Regions from separate parts of the Homo sapiens genome. Here region 1 is linked to region 2. The links are chromatin contacts, found by Hi-C or POLR2A ChIA-PET in ENCODE. All regions are on one chromosome and are shown on one strand. Each heading gives the region's core, a stretch centred on a gene start or an enhancer-like site at or near the end of the contact. The rest is flanking DNA. Distances are from core to core; before and after follow the strand shown. Region 1 holds the start of TM4SF19 (transmembrane 4 L six family member 19). Region 2 holds the start of SLC51A (solute carrier family 51 member A).

Region 1 (7,489 bases), core at 2,206-4,705, 120 kb before region 2:
AGATTGCGCCACTGCACTCCAGCCTGGGCAATAGAGCAAGATTCCGTCTCAAAAAAAAAAAAAAAAAAAAAAAAACAGAAATTCTTATATAGAAAGCAGCTCATAAACAGTTTAGAAGACTTAAACTGTGCTTGCTTTGACAACACATATACTAAAATTGGGACGATGCAGATTAGTTTAACGTGGTTCCCGTGCAAGGATGACACGAAAATTAATGAAGAGTTCCAATTTTATTTTTAAAAATGGAACTGTGATAGCCAGTCATAACGATCCCTTCTCATGTATGTGCATCAGGGGTTTCCTCAGTAATCGTTTGTTTTCATCACTGGAAGTAAAATCTCTGTGCAGAGACTGTGTTGCATGAATTATGCATTGCACGAATTAATTCATTCATCAAGTCATTCTTGAGCTTCTACCATGTTCCAAGCTCTGTGTGAGGCTCAGAATATACAGAGCAGAGTAAGAGTTAGTCCCTGCCTGCAAGGACCTCACAGCGGTGGAGTAAGAAGTGAGTCACACTCCAGTGGGAAGTGGGCAAAGATTTCCTAAGCAGACACAAAAATATTGACCATAAAAGAAGATGCATAAATGGAGCTTAATTAAAATCAGTACTTTCTCTTCAAGTAAGCCCAGGCGGGGTGGCTCACGCCTGTAATCCCAGCACTTTGGGAAGCCGAGGAGGGTGGATCACGAGGTCAGGAAATTGAGACCATCCTGGCCAACATGGTGAAACCCTGTCTCTACTAAAAATACGAAAATTAGCTGAGCGTGGCAGCCCATGCCTGTAATCCCAGCTATTCGGCAGGCTAAGGCAGGAGAATCTCTTGAACCCGGGAGATGGCGGTTGCAGTGAGCCAAGATCGTCGTGGCACTGCACTCTAGCCTGGCAACAGAGCTAGACTCTGTCTCAAAAAATAAAATAAAATAAAATAAAATAAAATAAAATAAAATAAAATAAAATAAAATAAAATAAAATAAAATAAAATAAGACATAATAAAGAGAGTAAAAAGTCAAACCACAAACTGGGGGAAAACATTCACAATAAATTTACCTGATAAAGGTCTCATACCTGGAATTATAATGAACCAGAAAACAGAAAAAAAGATAACCCATAACAAATGGGCAAAAACCATGGACGGGAACTTCTCAAAGAGGATCTTCAAATGGCTAATACGTATATGAAAAGGTGCTTACTCATCAAGGAGATGCAAATTCAAACACAAGGAGATTACACTAAACACCCACCACAATGCCTAAAATTAAAAATGTTTGTGAGAATGTGTAGAAACTGGAACTGTCACACACTGCTGGTGGGTGTGTAAATTAGGACTACTTTGGGAATCTGTTTGGCAATATCTGCCAAAATTAAATATTCACCTGCCCTATGATAGCAATCCTACTCCTAAGAATATTCCCTGGAAAAATTAGTGCATAGTTCCTTCAAAAGACATGCAGAAGAATATTCATAGCAGCATTATTTATAACAGGCAAAAGTTGAAAATATAAATGTCCATTAAGAGTAGAAAAAGTTGTAATATCCAATGTAATAATACTCAGCAATAAAAGAAAAATAAATTACATGATGGATGAATCTTACATATAGAATATTGAGTGAAGAAAGCCACACACAAAAGCCATACTGGGCTGGGCGCGGTGGCGCACGCTTGTAATCCAGCACTTTGGGAGGCCGAGGCAGGAGGATCACTTGAGCCTAGGAGTTCGAGACCAGACTGGGCTACATGGTGAGACCCCATCTGTACACGAAATTAAAAAATCAGCTGGCGTGGTGGCGCTTGCCTGTGGTCCCAGCTACTCAGGAGGCTGAAGTGTGAGGATCACTTGAGCCTATGAAGGCAAAAGGCTGCAGTGAGTCATGATTGTGCCACTGCACTCCCGCCTGGATGACACAGCAAAACCGCCTTTTTTTTTTTTTTTTTTAAAGAAAACTGTTTGATTCCATTTATGTGAAATTCAAGAACAACTAAAACCTAATCAATTATTATAAGAGCCAAAATGAAAGTTAACACTGGGGACAAGGGATACGAATGACAGGCGACACAATGAAACCTCTGGGGATTTGGAATGTCCTGTATCTTGATTTCTGTGCTGGTTCACCAGGGTATACATGTAAAAATTCATCAGACTTTAACATTAAGATTTGTGCACTTTAGGCTGGGCGTGCTGGCTCACACCTGTAATCCCAGCACTTTGGGAGGCGGAGGCGGGTGGATCGCCTGAGGTCGGGAGTTTGAGACCAGCCTGACCAACATGGAGAAACCGTGTTTCTACTAAAAATACAAAATTAGCCAGGCGTGGTGGCACGTGCCTGTAATCCCAGCTACTTGGGAGGCTGAGGCAGGAGAATTGCTTGAAGCCAGGAGGCAGAGGTTGCAGTGAGCTGAGATTGTGCCACTGCACTCCAGCCTGGGAACAAGAGTGAAACTCCGTCTCAAAAAAAAAAAAAAGAAAAGAAAAGATTTGTGCACTTTACTGTATATAATATCTAGATGTTTAAAATGCAATGGGAGCATAGAGAAAGAAGTACCTAACTCGGAGTAAAGAAATCCTGGCAGACTTCACTGGGAATGTTTGAACTGAATCTTGAATAGGAGCTTGTCCATAGAGGGTCACGGATCTCCCACACAGAGAGCACCACAAAATCCTCAGCAATTTGGTGAGAGTATGGTACAAGATGATAGTGGCCTGGGGCTTGAACAAGAGGCTGAGTGCGGTGGCTCACACCTGTAATCTCAGCACTTTGGGAGGCTGAGGCGAACACCTGAGGTCAGCAGTTCGAGACCAGCCTGGCCAAAATGGCAAAACCCCGTCTCTATTAAAAATACAAACATTAGCCGGGCATGGTGGCAGGTGCCTGTAATCCCAGCTACTCAGGAGGCTGAGGTGGGAGGATTGCTTGAGTGTGGGAGGCGGAGGTTGCAGTGAGCCGAGATCATGCCACTGCACTCCAGCCTGGGTGACAGAGTGAGACCCTGTCTCAAAAAAAAAAAAAAAAAAAAGTTAGACGTCTAGTACAGGAACCATGCAACACATCGAGTCAGCCAAGGGCAAGGTAAGGAGAGTGATGAGGAAAAAGGGGTGGCTGCCCTGCTCGGTGCTGTTCTGTCAAAGAGCCGAAATTCTTCGCGGGGTGGCAGATGAGGACAGGAACAGCTGGGGTGTGGCAAGTGTTGCTGCCTGGGGAGAGCGGAGGGTGAGGTGTTTCTCACGGGTGCATCCAGTGACTCATCAGGACAGCGGAGCTCATGAGGCCATGTCTCCCGTTTCCTGCCTTAGAATCACATGAAAATGAGCAGAGGGTGGGTCATCAGGACAGGGCTCTCCGGGGAGCGGAAGCGCCTTCAATGCAGGCCTGTGGGCAGGGGCGTGGGGGCGCGCACACACACACGCCTGGGTGACCTCTACGTATATACAGAGCCTCCCTGGCCCTCCTGGAAAGAGTCCTGGAAAGACAACCTTCAGGTCCAGCCCTGGAGCTGGAGGAGTGGAGCCCCACTCTGAAGACGCAGCCTTTCTCCAGGTTCTGTCTCTCCCATTCTGATTCTTGACACCAGATGCAGGTAAGCAGAGATGAAAGGGTGAGGTGACGGCCAGGGAACAGCCTAGCCTCACAGATGAGAGTGCACGCTTCCACTCCAGTGAGCCTGGCTCTGCAGCTTGGCGTCTGTGTGACTTTGCGCCATTCACTTACCTTCTCCTGTTGCCTCAGTCTGTCAACTTCTGGCCTTTGCACCTAGAATACTCTTCCTGCCTAGTATCTCATCGTCCATCAAGTTTGGGCATGGGCAGCCCTTCCTCCGGGAAGCTTCGTTTTGCTTCTGCCAGATAGGATTAGGTTCCTCCATGTGCTTCCATGACACCTTAAGTTGGATGCCCCTGCCTGGTACTTACTGTTACCAGCTGTGAATCCAGCGAGTCTGCAGCAAACTCAATCCTTGCCTTCTCGGGGGAGAGATTCGGCTGAGGGGCAGAAGTGGGTTTAAGGCAGAGGGAGAGGCTGAAGCAAGTTTGAGAGCAGGAGTGAAGGTTTATTAAAAAGTTTTTGAGCAGCAATGAAAGGAAGTAAAGTACACTTGGAAAAGGGCCAAGTGCGTGACTTGAGACACCCAAATGTGCTGTTAGACCCTTGACTTGGCGCCTGCCTGCCGCACAGGCACTTGGGAGGGGCCGCATGCGCAGTGTGTTTACTGAAGTCGTGCGCATGCTCACTTGAGGCGTTTTTCCCTTACCCGCGGAGCAGCACTAGAGGAAGGTCACACACACCAGCTAAACTCCACCATTTTGCTTCTTAGTGTAGATGCTTGAGCCCACTCGCCCAATTCCTGAGCTCTTACCAGGAAGCTGCTGATCACCAAGTTCAGGTATTTTCTATCTATTGGGAGACTGTCTTTCCCAACGCTGGCTGTGACCAATATTATTTTAGAAAGACAGTGTAACAACCGCCTGGCCATCACCTGATAGTCACCTGACATTACTGGGGTAGAGGCCCTCTCCCGCCCTGCTCATGTCTGCTCTATTTCTTACCACACTTGATTAGAATTACTTTTTGGCCAGCCTGACCCACATGGCGAAAACCCATCACTACTAAAAATACAAAATTAGCCGGGCGTGGTGCATGCCTGTAATTCCAGCTACTTGGGAGGCTGAGGCAGGAGAATAACTTGAACCCGAGAGGCGGAGGTTGCAGTGAGCCAAGAGCATGCCGCTGCACTCCAGCCTGGGCAACAAGAGCGAGACTGTGTCTCAAAAAAAAAAAAAAAAAAAAAAAAAAAGAATTGCTTTTTGCGTCAGCAGTGTCCCCACTAGACTTTAAGCTCCTCAAGGAAAGGGATTACATCTTTTTCATCGTTATATCCCTAGCCCCCCAAGTGTCTGTCAGGTAGTGATCACTTAATAAATATCCGACTGAAGGAAGAATGAAAGAAAAGCCTTGCTGGGTGGCGAGGGAGAGACACAGATGTAGAGAATGTGCGGTCTCTTCCTCCATGGAATTGAGCCGATCACTTCTGTTGTTGCCTGGACATCTAGCCGATGACGTGCTCACCTAGCTAGGACCTCAGGACAGAACAAGGAACTCCCCAGCAGCCTGGTTTTAAGGTTTTACCTTCTGATCTTGCTTGTCTCTTCAGATATCAAATTAGGCCACCTCTTTGCTAACCTCCTGGTTCACATTTTTGGAAGGGTTTCTCCAAATGTTATAATTTCTAGGGGAATAAAGTCAGGAGGAGGGGTGAAATTCACACGAAGCCGCAGTGCGGCAAGTGCTTTTAGTGTTTGATTGGCGGACAGCCAGGGCTCTGAATTCCACTCATCCAAAAGCCATGCTCCAGCTGGTAGTTTTCCCTCGCTGTCCATCATTTTTAGTTTCCCCTTTAAGAGTTTTCTGGGCTGGGCGCTGTGGCTCACACCTGTAATCCCAGCACTTTAGGAGGCCAAGGTAGGTGAATCACCTGAGGTCAGGAGTTCAAGACCAGCGTGGCTAACCTGGAGAAACCCCATCTCTACTAAAAATACAAAATTAGCCGGGCGTAGTGGTGTGCACCTGTAATCCCAGCTACTCAGGAGTCTGAGGCAGGAGAATCACTTGAACCCAGGAGGCGGAGGTAGCAGTGAGCTGAGGCCGCGCCATTGCACTCCAGCCTGGGCAACAAGAGTGAAACTCTGTCTCAAAAAAAAAACAAAAAACAAAACAAAAACAAAAACAAAAAAAACAGACTTTTCTGATGGGAACGTTTTCTGTAGAAGAGATCGTCAGGGGGGTTGATGTTGCTGAAGTGTGTAGACGGTGCTTTCTCAGAGGTGCCGTGATTTGAAGGCACTAAATGCATTCCTGCACAACGGCGTCTCCTGGCCCCATGATCTAGAGCACCCGCTTGAAAGGCCAACCACACACCCATCTTTCCTTGGGCCCCGGTCAGACATCTGGGTGGGCAGTGGATTAAAGTTGTGAGTTGTTAACACCCTGGGTGGTTAATTTGCCTCAACACAGAATTACACACTGCAAGCCCCGCACTGCACGATGGGACCGTCTCGGAGGGAGGATGTGCAGACATGCGGGGACATCGCAGCAGTGTGGGCAGGCTGTGAGGGGGCCGTTCTCCACAGGCGCCCTGCTCCCAGGAGCAGGACAGGTTCCTTGCTGTGACTGAGGAGTCCGGTGGCCTGTCAGCCAGAGGGTTGATGGGGGAAGAGACACCCCATCCCTCCCGATTCCTGACCCCACCCTGCCCCAGGACCCTTGGGCCCCTGGGGTAGGAGTCACTGTTGCTTCATATCCTACGCCCACCCTCTCAGGGCACCCCACCTCTCTCCTACCCCCACCCTCCCAGGGCACCCCTCCCCTCTCCTACCCCCACCCTCCCAGGGCACCCCTCCCCTCTCCTACCCACACCCTCCCAGGGCACCCCTCCCCTCTCCTACCCACACCCTCCCAGTGCACCCCTCCCCTCTCCTACCCCCACCCTCCCAGTGCACCCCTCCTCTTTCCTACAACCCCTCCCCAAGCACCCCTGCCCTCTCCTGCCCCCACCCTCCCCATGCACCCCTCCCCTCTGCTACCTCCACCCTCCCCGTGCATCCCTCCCCTCTCCTACCCCCACTCTCCCTGTGCACTCCTCCCCTGTCCTCTGGCCACCCTCCCAGGGCACCTCTCCCCTCTCCTACCCCCACCCTCCCAGAGCACCCCTCCCCTCTCCAACCCCCACCTTCTCAGGGCATCCCTTCCCTCTCCTACCCCCACCCTCCCAGTGCACCCCTCCCTTCTCCTAACCCCCACCTTCTCAGGGCATCCCTTCCCTCTCCTACACCCACCCTCCCAGTGCACCCCTCCCTTCTCCTAACCCCCACCTTCTCAGGGCACCCTTCCCTCTCCTACACCCACCCTCCCAGTGCACCCCTCCCTTCTCCTAACCCCCACCTTCTCAGGGCACCCTTCCCTCTCCTACACCCACCCTCCCAGTGCACCCCTCCCTTCTCCTAACCCCCACCTTCTCAGGGCACCCTTCCTCTCTCCTACCCCCACCCTCCCAGGGCACCCCTCCCCTTGTCTTCTTTACCATAAGCTACAGTCTGGCCGGGTTTGGTGGCTCACACCTGTAATTCCAGCACTTTGGGAAACCGAGGCAGGAGGATCACTTGAGACCAGGAGTTCAAGACCAGCCTGGCCAACATGGTGAAACCCTGTCTTTACTAAAAATACAAAAATTAGCCGGGCATGGTGGTGTGCAGCTGTAGTCCCAGCTACTGGGGAGTCTGAGGCAGAACAATCGCTTGAACCGGGGAGGCGGAGGTTGCAGTGAGCTGAGATCGCGCCACTGCACTCCAGCCTGAGCGACAGAGTGAGACTCTGTCTCAAGAAAAAAAAAAATTATTTATCCTGGACCGGGTCTGTTTCTGAGCTCCAGCCTGGGAGACAGAGCAAGACTCCATCTCAAAAAAAAAAAGAAAAAGAAAAGAAAAGCTACAGTCTTG
Region 2 (7,021 bases), core at 4,522-7,021:
GGATTAAGAGTCTGAGACTTTGGGAAATGCTTGTCTAGTTGACCATTTTGAATATAATCATACTTATAGCAACTATTAAATTTCCCACTGTCTCTGGAATAGCAAAGACTACTTTTTAAAATAATGAAAACAGGAACATTAAATAAGAATTTGAAAAAAGAGTAATCACCCATAATCCCAGCTTTCTAACCAAAAATTATTTCCATGCTTGCATATTTGCTTCCAGTAGCTTAGGAGCACAGTGTAGAGCACTGGAGTCAGACACTTGAGTTCAAAGCAAAATGCCAGGCCGGGCGGGGGGGCTCACGCCTGTCATCCCAGCACATTGGGAGGCCGAGGCGGGCGGATCACGAGGTCAGGAGATCGAGACCATCCTGACTAACACGGTGAAACCCCGTCTCTACTAAAAAATATACAAAAAATTAGCCGGGTGTGGTGGCGGGCGCCTGTAGTCCCAGCTACTCGGGAGGCTGAGGCAGGAGAATGGCGTGAACCTGGGAGGCGGAGCTTGTAGTGAGCTGAGATCACACCACTGCACTCCAGCCTGGGGGACAGAGCGAGACTCTGTCTCTTAAAAAAAAAAAACAAAAAACCAAACCAAACAAACAAACAAACAAAAACAAAGTAAAATGCCACTTACTAATAGCTCTATGGCCATAGACAGGTTACTTATCCTCTCCTTAAGCTTCTTAGCAAAGCACCTGGCGTGTAGTATTTGTTCAATAAAAAGTAGCTTTAAGGCCGGGCGCAGTGATTCACGCCTGTAATCCCAGCCCTTCAGGAGGCCGAGGCAGGAGGATCGCTTGAGCTGGAGCGTTTGAGATCAGCCTGGGCAACGAAGTCAGACTCTGTCTCTACAAAAATTGAAAGTTAGCCCAGGCATGGTGGTGTGTGCCTGCAGTCCCAGCTACTCGAGAGGATGAGGTGGGAGGATCACTTGAGCCCAGAGCTCGAGCTGCCGTGAGCCGTGATTTTAAAATTAAAAAAAAAAAATTGATTCAATCATTCTTCTAGAATAATAGCTTTTTTTTCTCTCTCTCTTTTTTTTAAATTGAGACAGGGTTTCGGTCTGTTGCCCAGGCTGAGGCTGGTGGTGCAATCATAGCTCACTGCAACCTCGACCTCCTGGGGTTGCAGCATGGGCCACCGTGACTGGCCTGAAATAGTTTTCTTAGCATTTAATTTTAAGTTCGAGACCAGCCTGGGCAACATGGAGAAACTCCACCTCTACAAAAAAATACAAAAATTAGCTGGGCTTGGTGGCATGTGCCTGTGGTCCCCAGCTACTAGGGAGGCTGAGGTGGGAGGATCACCTGAGCCCAGCAGGTGGAGGGTTGGGGTAAGCCGAGATCGCACCACTGCACTCCAGCCTGAGTGACACAGTGAGACCCTGTCTCAAAAAAAAAAAAAAAAAGAAAAATTAAGGAACAACAAAGTTTACAAATGAAGCGAGGAAGGAGTTTCGCCACAGCCTCCCAGAGGCACTTCTTCCTGCTTCTCCTATTTCTGGCTGTGCCGTCACCATTGCCCAGAACCAGCACTTACACGCCTAGGTCTTTCCTAGATTGCCTGCTCTTTCTTTGAACTGCCTGTTTCCCAACCCTTCCTCTTCTTTCCCTGCCACTGCCCTGCCTCAGACTCTTTTCCCGCATGGCAGGCCGGGGCAACGACCTCTCATTTACATCCCTGCCTATTTTTTGCTGTTGTTGAGACGGAGTCTTGTTCTGTCACCCAGGCTGGAGTGCAATGGTGAGATCTCGGCTCACTGCAACCTCTGCCTCCCGGGTTCAAGCGATTCTCCTGCCTCAGCCTCCTGAGTAGCTGGGATTACAGGCACGCGCCACCACACCTGGCTAATTTTTGTATTTTCAGTAGAGACAGGATTTCACCACATTGGCCAGGCTGATCTTGAACTCTTGACCGCAGATGATCCGCCTGCCTCGGCCTCCCAAAGTGCTGGGATTACAGGCATGAGCCACGGTGTCCGGCCGCATCCCTGCTTCTTAAGCCTCTTCCTCTGCAGTCCATCCTGATTACTAACGAATGGCCGAGAAGCACGACTTTCATCCAGCCACTCCCAGCCTCAGAGCCTTCACGAGCTCCTTCTCGCTGCGGGATAAAGCACAGCTCCTCCGCCAGCCCGGCGCGCAGCGGGCCTCACCTCTCCTGCCCGGCCCTCTCAATTGTCCCCTGCTCTTCCACCAGGATCCTTGAATCCTGCCAGACCTCGCTCCCCTGGGCCTGGGGCGTCCCCGAACTCATCCTCGCAGCTTCCCTGTCCCAGGAGGGCCCGCTGGCCAAATCCTCCCCACTCTGCCTGCGGCGAGGCTTGCTGGACTAGCAGACTCAGAATGGCCTGTTCTGAACAGCCTTGGGGTTTCCGTTTGCACATTCTGAAGCAAAGCAATGTGAGAACCGTTTTCATTGCGTGAGGCAAGGTTTCTCAACCTGAGCACTATTGACACTTTGGCCTGAATAATCTTTTCTGTGGGGGCTCTTCCCGTGCCCTGTAGGAAGTTTAGCAGCTTTCCTGGCCTCTGACCACGAGATGCCAGTAGCACCTTCCAGTGTGGCAACCGGAAGTCTCCCGACACTGCCAAATATTCCCTGGGGGGACAGCTGCTGTGTAAGGGAAGGCTTGTACCACCAGCTGCACTCTCTCAACAGGAGGTTCACTGGAACTAGATGTAGCAGCCACCTACTGCCACTAACCACAGAGTGGCCACCAGGCATCTCCGGACACTGGCAGTTGGCAACCGCTCTGGTTCAGATCATCTGAAATGAAGCCCTACACAGCCCAAGGACACGCCCACGTCTGCAACAGAACGCACACTGAGAGCTTCCTGTTGCCTGGGAAACGTGTTAAATGTGCTACAGAGACACAGACTTGTATCCAACATTTCAGAGGTAGTCAGTATGCAGCAGGAAAACAAAATAAAACGCAGGCGTGAGTCACATTTTCTCTAAGCATGCTCGGGCCGTGATTCTCAATGTTTTTGGTGTCCGGGGAATAAGCTGAGCCCCATCCTATGCCTTTCACTTTCTTTTTCTTTTCCTTTTTTTTCTTTTATTTTTGAGACGGAGTCTCACTCACTCTGTTGCCCAGGCTGCAGTGCAGTGGCGTGATCTCGGCTCACTGCAACCTCCGCCTCCCGAGTTCAAGCAACTCTCCTGCCTCAGCCTCCCGAGTAGCTGGGATTACAGGTGCCCGCCACCACGCCTGGCTAATTTTTGTATTTTCAGTAGAGACGGGGTTTCACCATGTTGGCCAGGCTGGTCTCCAACTTCTGGCTTCAAGTGATCCACCTGCCTCGGCCTCCCAAAGTGCAGGGATTACAGGCGTGAGCCACCGCTCCCAGCCAATGCCTTTCACTTTCAAAAGTAATTCAGTAATAGAATCTTGTTGGCCAACACTGCGAGGACTTTTGCAGGTTCACCTATGTTTTTTTTTTTTTAATTACTGTTTTATTTGGAAAAAGTGCTTCTTGCAAAAGGGAAGCTGCAAAACAGAGACCTCTGCAACAATTACTTGTTTTTTCTTAAAGTGAAAGAATGGGTGGGATCCAAGGAATCAAAGCAGTAGATGGACGACCAGGAGCACCCCAAGTTATCTTCAGGAAACAGAGCGACAAAACGCAAAGGTAAAATTTCCAGTCAAGGAATTCTTCCAACAGCTGAACTTGAGCTGGCCTCGGGGATCCCCACACCCTCCCCTTCAGTGGACAATTATGACTTATTATTGCAAACAAATTACTCCACTACAATAAACACTGTAGAACAGGTTTTTGAATCCCATCTGTCCACCTGAGAGCTCAGGGGTGGAATGAGGCAAATACCCACAAACACACACACAAAAACCCGACAACAGAATGCTCCAGTGAGGACAAAGGTTTTTCAGAAAGGCTGGATCGTAAAACAAATACAACTGGTTCACCTGTGTGAAGCACGTCACTCACCGTAACCACCCTCTAGAGTGACATGGGTCCAGGGCGGATGCCGTGCAGCCCTCCAGGAGACCCGATGGGGCTTGGACCACTTGGGCACCATCTTGGGTCCCCAGATGGCTCTGGGGTCTGAAAAAGCGCCCCAGGTCGCAGTGTCCGCAGTTTGAATGAGCTTTGAGGCCAGTTTTGTGGAGGCCCAACATGACGGTTGCTCTCCGGAGCCAGGCTCTCATGCTACCCTTTTGACCCACTGACTCCTTGAGGCATTGCCCTTCTCCAGAGCCTTAACCACGATGACAGACACCGGGCCAGTTATTCTCCCCGGCTGCCCAGGTGCACCAGCTCAGGGCCGCCTCTCCCCAGCTCCACTCAGCTATCCTGGTTTCCCTCCTCTCAGTTCCCTCTGAGGAGGGTCCCCACTCACCTCTCAGGAGTTGGGCTGCTGTGGGAGGCTGAGAGAAGCAGGCGGAGGGGATGCCGTAATTGGTCTTCAGCACCTCCAGAAGATCTGCTGTGTACCTGGCGAGACACCAGCCTGTGCTCAGAACCATGGGGGCTGGGGGAAGGGGGAGGGTTGCACACTGGACCCTCAACCACTCCTGAGTGCAGGACTTTGTCCATTTCCCCTCAGGGCCTCTTTCTCTCTCTTTCTTTCTTTCCTTCCTTCCTTCCTTTCACTCTCTCTTTCTCTTTCTCTCTCCCTTCCCCTTCCCCTTCTCCTTCCTTCCTTCCTTCTGCTCTCTCTTTCTCTTTCTCTCTTCCTTCCCCTTCTCTTTCCTTCCTTCCTTCCTTCCTTTTTCTTTCTTTTTTTTTCTTTTTGAGACAGGGTCTTGCTCTGTTGTCCAGGCTGGAGTGCAGTGGTCTGTCTTGGCTCATACAGGCAGCCTTGACCTCCTGGGCTCAAGTGATCTACTCAACCCCCATCCCCATGAGTAAGCTGGGACTACAGGTGCACGCCACCAGGCCCGGCTAATTTTTTATATTTTTGGTAGAGACAGGATTTCGCCATGTTGCTCAGACACTGGTCTCGAACTCCAGGACTCAAACTGGAACTGGGCTTAAACTCCTGGACTCCCGCCTCAGCCTCCCAAAGTGCTGGGATTACAGGCGCCCGGCCTCAGGGCCCTTTTCTTAGAGGGAGTGGAGAACTGGCCCAGGTGGGGGAGTAAGACAAGCTGCCACCTAGCCAGGCTGTGCCTGGCTGCCGTGCCTGAAGAGCCCACCGTGGATTCTCTCCATGCGGGTCGGGCAGCAGCCCAGGGACTGACCAGAGAGGAAGAGCAGGATCCCAGAGGAAGGGTGAGTCCTTACAGACGGACGGGCCCCCTGCTGCTGAGGGATGCTGCCATTTCCTCTGCGAATGCCTTCCACAGCCCCCGCTCTGCGACCTTTCTCTCCCCACGCTGGGGGGCAAGGCCGAGGCCCTGGAGTGTCACACCCTGGCCCAAACCCACGTTGTCCCTGAGGACCTAGGAACAGCTAGAGCATTTCCAGTCCTGTCTCATTCTGAGTGCGGCCGCCAAAGGGCTCTGGGAGGGAGAGAGGACAGGCCGCGGGATAGGGGCCACCGCTGCCCAGCGACTGGCCCAGGGCCCGCCGCCCTCACTTACCTGGGGTCAAGCTTTATCTGGGTCCTGCCCGGCTCCATCGCCGCGTTCTCTCCAGCAATCCCGCAGGCACCGGGGTGAGGAAGGGCAGGCGGGGCGGGCAGGTGGGGGCCGGGGGCAGGGTGGCTTGCCTGGGCCGGGGTGGGGGGCAAGCAGAATTGCAGAGTCTTCCCCTCTGCCGCTCTCCCTCCTTGAGCTTCCCGGGCCAACTTTCTATCTCAGAGTTCACCCCGGAGGAATTTGATCCTCTAGGCTGGCGGAGTTCCCTGTGCCTGACTCGTCCCTGCCCCCAGGTGTGGTCCCTCCCACCTCTTGGACAGGTGCCTTTGGCCACCCCTTGCCTCTGGCCCGGCCCATCCTATAGGATTTTGCTGCCAGTCTGCCCTGCCCTTCCAGGAGCCTTCTGGGGTGGGGTGGGCTCACCACGAAGCCCCTGCCCTGGGCCGGGGTGGGGACGAAGTCCTCGCTCCTCACCGCAGTGTTCCCTGGTCAGCGGCCCCTGAAGAACCTGCTGGAACTCAGGCTTGGGCACTCTGCAGCGGGGAGACTCAGGGCTGAGGCCTCGGCCGTGTTTGGTGCTGTCAGCCTGATGTGTGGAAGGGAGGACAGGCTGGAAAAGCCAGATGAGGCCGGTGTGGGTTTCCCAGACCCCAGTTCATCACATCTGGATGATGGGCTTAGCCACCCCCACGCTGGGCCGGAAGATGCTGTATTTAAGAGGCAGAGTTGCAGAGTGAGATTGCTGGGCATTTGACAGGTCTTGAAAACCTGCTGAATTACAGGCTTGCAAACGATTTTATTGGCTGATAGCTTCCCTTTTCTCTCTCTCCACATAGACTGAAATCTCTTCGAAGCCAGACACAGCATCTTGTACTGTGGTACGGTGGTACCTCTAGGTTCCTGGCACGCAGCCTGACACATACGAAGGGCCCCTTAGAATTTGGTTGCATAGCTGATGAAAGCAGCCAGCGTCTGTCAGCATGTCTGGTGTGCCAGGGCCCGCAGGACATGCAGTGTGTTCCTTAGCTTATTTAAACTTTACCACCGCGTTACAAGGGAAGTAGTATCCTTATTCCCATTTTACAGATAAGGAGGCTGAGGTCCAGAGAGGCTAAGAAACCAGGTCAGACAGAAAGCTGTGGGGTGTGGAGAGCGGCCAAAGGGGCCTGGGGGAGGGGCTCTGTTGGGGCATGGTGGAGATGGAGGTAGTGAGAAGAGGGCCCAGGAGAGGGTGCAGAGGGTCAATTCTGGGAAGGGAGAGGGGGCTTCCTGCGCTGGGCTGGTGAGGCCATACAAGCAGTGGAAGCAGTCCCTGATGGGGTACCCGGAGGACTCCCCACTCCTGTGCCCAGACACCTCAAAGTCTCTCCCAAGAGTCAAGCTGCATCCCCCTCCAGCTTCCCCTCCTCCTAAAGTCCAGTTCCTGGGACAGGACAATGTCGTGAGGCAGGCGTCTCAGGGGCCAGCTGC

What was found. A loop is a pair of places that touch in the nucleus more often than their neighbours do. ChIA-PET counts read pairs that join two places held with the same protein, here RNA polymerase II (POLR2A).
Region 1: a loop to region 2 is called in a map of PC-9, with 2.5 times the contacts of the local background. The contact joins the promoter of TM4SF19 here to the promoter of SLC51A in region 2. A Hi-C loop is called at or near these places in 1 of 168 maps with a recorded cell type or tissue (PC-9). POLR2A ChIA-PET finds 5 or more read pairs at or near these places in 3 of 52 experiments (CD8-positive, alpha-beta T cell, GM12878 and activated naive CD8-positive, alpha-beta T cell).

Annotation. Positions count from the first base shown.
Region 1 is chr3:196,334,354-196,341,842 of GRCh38, reverse strand. TM4SF19 (transmembrane 4 L six family member 19) reads left to right here and starts at 3,455. Exons shown (of 5, transcript NM_138461.4): 1 at 3,455-3,579. TM4SF19-DYNLT2B (TM4SF19-DYNLT2B readthrough (NMD candidate)) reads left to right here and starts at 3,423. Exons shown (of 6, transcript NR_037950.1): 1 at 3,423-3,579. It also overlaps the pseudogene RNU6-910P. RefSeq lists a silencer at 3,151-3,322 and enhancers at 3,071-3,365, 2,732-3,931.
Region 2 is chr3:196,215,284-196,222,304 of GRCh38, reverse strand. It overlaps SLC51A (solute carrier family 51 member A), which reads right to left and starts at 5,771. Exons shown (of 9, transcript NM_152672.6): 1 at 5,555-5,771; 2 at 4,369-4,463. The coding sequence starts at 5,592. LOC105374304 (a long non-coding RNA gene) reads left to right here and starts at 1,914. Exons shown (of 4, transcript XR_001740544.2): 1 at 1,914-2,947; 2 at 3,546-3,641. RefSeq lists enhancers at 2,660-2,839, 2,920-3,069 and a silencer at 2,713-3,007.